2 separate regions of the Homo sapiens genome follow, and region 1 is linked to region 2. Evidence: read pairs that join two places in POLR2A ChIA-PET (ENCODE). Cell type or tissue: endothelial cell of umbilical vein. All regions are shown on one strand.

Region 1 (2,500 bases), 1.9 Mb after region 2:
AGAGACTCTCCACAGTGTGACGGAACTCTTCCTTGTATTGATATGGAACATGGCCCCTATTATTCAGGCACGGCCCCTATTATCCAGGCACATGAAGCAGCTTCCTATCCCTTTGTATCTGCCCACCTGAAATGACACCTCCTCCATGGAGCCTGGTTTGAATTATTGGGTCTTTGTTGTTTGTCAGTTTGGCTTGGGGCTCTTGAGCCTAGGACTATGTTGTCATCTCCTCTTTTCTGCCCTGTACACTGGGCAAGTTATCTTGCCTAGAGCAGGCAGCTGGAAGGGGTTTAAAAAAATATGATTGAGGCCGGCAGGGCGCAGTGGTTTAGGCCTGTAATCCCAGCACTTTGGGAGGCCGAGGAGGGTGGGTCACCTGAGGTCAGGAGTTCGAGACCAGCCTGGCCAACATGGTGGAAACTCCGTCTCCACTAAAAACACAAAAATTAGCTAGGTGTAGTGGCGCACGACTGTAATCCCAGGTACTCAGGAGGCTGAGGCAGGAGAATCGCTTGAACCCAGGAGGCAGAGGTTGCAGTGAGCCAAGATCGCGCCACTACACTCCAGCCTGGGCGACAAAGCGAGACTCTGTCTCAAAAAACAACAACAACAACAATAACAACAACGAAAAATAAGACAAAAAAGGTATCCGCCCTTTCCCTTCACTCACAAATAAAGTAGTGAAACAAATAATTAAATACTGAGACAGAATAAAATTAAATAATGGGGAAAACAGAATTAATGAAGTAAAATTAATGAAGTAAAACCATAAACCAAATAAAATATTGAAGTGAAATAAGTGAAATAAAATAAAATGAAATAAATAAAAATAAAAGAAATAAAATAAGTCACATGAAACGGAGTTAATGAAGCAAGCTCCGCGGTGGCAGAAGGAGACGTGCGGGTACCTGCCGGCCGGGCTTCGGCGTTTCCGCGGCGCTCTGGGCCCCGGATGTGGGCCACAGCTGAGGGTCAGCTGGAGGGCGGGTGGGGCTCCTCGCCGAAGTGCCCCTGGGCTTGACAGCGTTCCCCGCCCTTCTGGGGCCTGCTGCGCCGACCGTGCCGCCGGTAGGTGGTGCTCTGGGTCCCGAGCCTCGCGCTGCGCCCGCGATTAAGTCCGCCCGGCGCCGCCGCGCCGGCCGCTGGGTCAGTCCGCGCATTTGCGCTCCGGGCGCCTGTGCTCAAGAGAGGGACCCCGGTGGCCCCTCAACTCTGGGTTGTGTCTTCTTCCGTAAAACGTGCATGAAATACCCTTACCCCTTCGGCCCCGCCACCTGCGGTCGCTTGGATGCCACTGAAGACGAACCACGTAATGGGTAGTTTGGAGCCCCTAGTGTCACGCCAAACACAGCGTGTTCGCCACAGGACATAAATGTGACGCTGTAGTGGGGCATGGCTCAGCCAACGCCGTGCCCTTCCTCGCTGGAACAGAGGTTGTTCCAGATACAACTCTCTTTGTCAAGTGTCTCAAGTATGGAGTAAAAAATGTTCACCTGCCCGGCTCCCCAGGGGAAAGGCTATCCATTCAGAAAGTAGCTATTTGTGGCTTTAACCGGGATGAAATAAATGACGGCAGAGGACGTTTGAAGGCGGCCCCGGCCCGAGGACAGAAGTCCCCGGCCAGCCGTGCTGGGGTGGGGGAGGGCCGAGGGTGGGGACGGGGATCTGGGGCCGCTCACATGCAAATGCGCCGGGACAATCCGGCCGGGCGCCTCTGCGCCTCCGGGAGGCCGAGGCAGGAACAAAGCATTAGCATTTTCTACATGTGAAAGGCCTGCATTCCTGGGCGGGGAGGCCCCCGGGGCGCCGCCCCCCTCTTCCCATTCACACTCGGGACCACACAGAGCGCCTCTCGCGCCAAAAGCTCCGAGGTTCGTTTCAGCTTTTCTTTTCATCCGAGCGATGCATACGAAATGTAGATATTTCCCTAAACGCCGGCTTTGACATTTAATGCGATCCTAAGTAGTCTGAAATGTGGACGGGATTAGGAGGAGGCTGGGGGCCCACAGGGACACTTGGCCAAATCCCCCTAAATCCTCCAGGACAATTGTTTGTCACCACACGGATTCCTATTGCCCCAAATGAGGGGGCTAATGAACTTCGCTGCCTCCTCCCGTCGCAGCCCCACTCCCACCCTGGAGCCTGCATTTCTGCCCAGTCCTTTCTAGGAAGAAAGGGAAGATGAATTTTTAAATTGCAAGTTTTCTGCATGGGTTTGGTTACTTTAGTCCAGGCCAAGTTGACTTGGAGGATTGACTTTGACCAGTAACTAACCCACCCGTCCCGGGCTACTATTTAACTCTCACTCCATAAAGGCGCAGAGGTCAAGGATGCTGAGGCCCTGTGAATCTTGGGCTTATGTTAATAGGCCTTCACCACCTTGAAAGAAGTAGGCCCTGGGTGTCGTTGCCAGGCCTAGAAAGGACATGTCACCAAAAATTCTGTTTAGCAGGCTTTATTGTTCACCTAGAACAATCCACACACTGTATAATGCACAGCC
Region 2 (2,500 bases):
TTTAAAATAACCAAAGGAGTACAATTGAATCACTTGTAACACAAAGGATAAATGCTGGACGTGGTGGATGCTCCATTTACCCTGATGGGATTAGTACCCGTTACATCCCTGTATCAAAATGTCTCATGTACCTTATAAATATATATGCCTACTATGTACCCAAAAAATTAAAATTAAAAACTGTTTGTGACACTCTTTGTCAAGCAGACCATCTTATGTGTTGAAGTAGGACATCTGAACAATTCTTGACTTTTTTCAAATTATGAGTATTTGCAATGGTGGCATGCCTATCCTTCCTGGAAGTTTCCATCTACCCTTAATGTCCATTTCTATTAATGCCTTTCCATTTCCACCAGCCATGCTTCTTCACCACCCCATTCTTATCATCATGGTCCAGCAGCAAGCACCTGGGCCTGCTATCTGATGGTCAAAACAGGCTCCAGTACAAGCTCCACGGGCTTTCTCTCCTCACAACACCAAGTTATCTCTTCTGTTTTTCCCCAACCCAAGAATAATCCCAAATAACTTTTAGCCTTTTTCTTTTTTTTTCATGTTTCCAAAGTGATCCCTTCAGAGGCCCACACTGAAGAAAAATGCCCTTTGCCTGGTGCCTTTTCCAACTTTGCTTTTCTCAGCTTTTTACCCATCTGAGTAGCAGCTGCGAATGACTCCATTAGTGATAGCCATTTCCATCACTTGTTCTTCTGTTGACTCTATTTAGGAAACTTCTATTTAAAATGATACAGAAATATTACACTTTTATGAATCTCTGCTGTTCCAAATACATAACATTCATGAGTGTTTTTCTGCGCTTTGTTTACAACCAATGTCTATGTTTTAAGTAAACGATTTGTTTTTCACAGTAAATTTTAGAAGTTCTTACAAAATCAAGGATACTGAATTTATGTGTTTTGGTTATATGTGGCTGCAAAGCTTCTGTGTAGTTCGCGACTTTCTGCTTAACCATATTTTATGATATTGTTTTAAGATAAATGTAAGGTAATGGGATACCTCAATCATTTTCTTCATGGTGGTAGTGTATGTGCACATGTGTGTGTCCAGTTAGAAAAAACTTTTCTACTTCAGGATCATAATATCTCCTGTAGTTTCTCCAAACAATTAAATCCTCATTTCAGTGGTATTTATTCTGGTATATGGCATAAGGTGAGGATGAATGTATGGATTATATAAATAGTCAATGCTCTTACATAATTTATGGAATGGTATACAACATCTACTGTGTACTAAACTTCCATATATTACTGGGTCTCTTTCTGGGTGCTCTGTTATATTCTATTATGCAAATACCACACTCTGTTAATTAAAATACAATTAGAACATGTCTTGATATCTAGCAGAAATAAGTCCTATCTTCCCAAGTTTTAGATCAAAATGTAAATGCTACTAATTGTTTTTTTCTTTCATATTTTAAATATCATTTTGTCAAGCAACCTCCACCAAATAAAAACCCTTCAGATTTTTAGATGAAAGTGCATCAAATCTGTGAATATATCTGGAGAGCTGATATATTGTACATATTAAGGCTTCACATGCATGAATATTACTTAGAGCTCTATATACTCGAGCTCTTCAGTAAAGCCTTATTTTTCCTAAAGTCATTGGGTAAAGTTCTAAGTATCATATATTTTTTCTTGTTACTTGTTAAAAATGATGTTTCTTTTTTCATTGTAATTTTTACCTGGTTATATGTATGTAAATGCTTAAAAGTTTTTGATGTAAATATTGTACCAATAGTACTGAACACTTATCAGTTTTGAATGCTTTATGAAGTTTATTGATTAATATTACCAATGAAAATTCTGAAAAACTATTATTTTTCTGGATTGTGAATGAGTTGATAGAGGAACTCAGAAAAAAATCAACATTGAGTGACAATGAAAACAACAAAAAAACCCTTTAAGACTCTTTAAAAGAGCCTGAAAATAAAAAATTAAAAAACGCACTTAAGGTACACTAAAAACAAGAACAAAACATTACTAATCTAAAAATAAATTTATTTTGTATGAAGTTACTTTTATTGAAATATCTGAAAAAGACATTAATGAAAAATATATTTTGTGCACTTGGAGAAAAGTAAAGAAATGGCTTTGATTAGAAGATAGATAATCGGAATATACAGGGTAATACAAAAAAGACTTAAGACAGAAGTTAGATGTGAAATATATTAGAGAAAACATAAAATCCTCAATATAAAAAATATCTTGCCAGGAATCAATTAAAATTAGCTCATCAGAGTGAAAGATAAAACTGAGAAATGGAAACAAAATGTATCACAGGAAGACCAAGGGATTAAAAATTATAAAAGTAGAGTGAAGAGATATGATAGATAAGCTAGGAAGCTTCAACATACATACAACTGCAATCCTAGAAAAACAAAAAAAAGAGAAGACAAAAAAAAGCTAATAAGTTCCTATAATTGAGGAAAGCCTTAAGTCCTTTTAAATAAAAAGTGTCATATAAGTACAGATTAAAATAAACA

Evidence for each region. ChIA-PET counts read pairs that join two places held together with the same protein. Peaks named below come from ENCODE experiments on the same cell type or tissue, not always from the same donor. Only the 100,000 strongest peaks of a DNase experiment are listed, where the experiment ranks them.
Region 1: POLR2A ChIA-PET joins it to region 2 with 5 read pairs; 2 of 35 experiments call an interaction of 5 or more read pairs at or near these places.

What each region holds. Positions count from the first base shown.
Region 1 is chr3:32,780,219-32,782,718 of GRCh38, reverse strand. No RefSeq gene overlaps it. Among named protein-coding and RNA genes, the nearest start is that of TRIM71, 37 kb to the left of the region's middle. RefSeq lists enhancers at 859-938, 703-1,422, 1,359-1,438, 1,423-2,144, 2,145-2,500 and a silencer at 1,039-1,118. In endothelial cell of umbilical vein, a CTCF peak has its summit at 1,087 (motif pointing right); DNase peaks (open chromatin) are centred at 1,108 and 1,318; H3K4me3 peaks cover 1,215 bases; H3K27ac peaks cover 436 bases.
Region 2 is chr3:34,718,037-34,720,536 of GRCh38, reverse strand. No RefSeq gene overlaps it. Among named protein-coding and RNA genes, the nearest start is that of LINC01811, 560 kb to the right of the region's middle. In endothelial cell of umbilical vein, no CTCF peak of the experiment used is centred here; no DNase peak of the experiment used is centred here.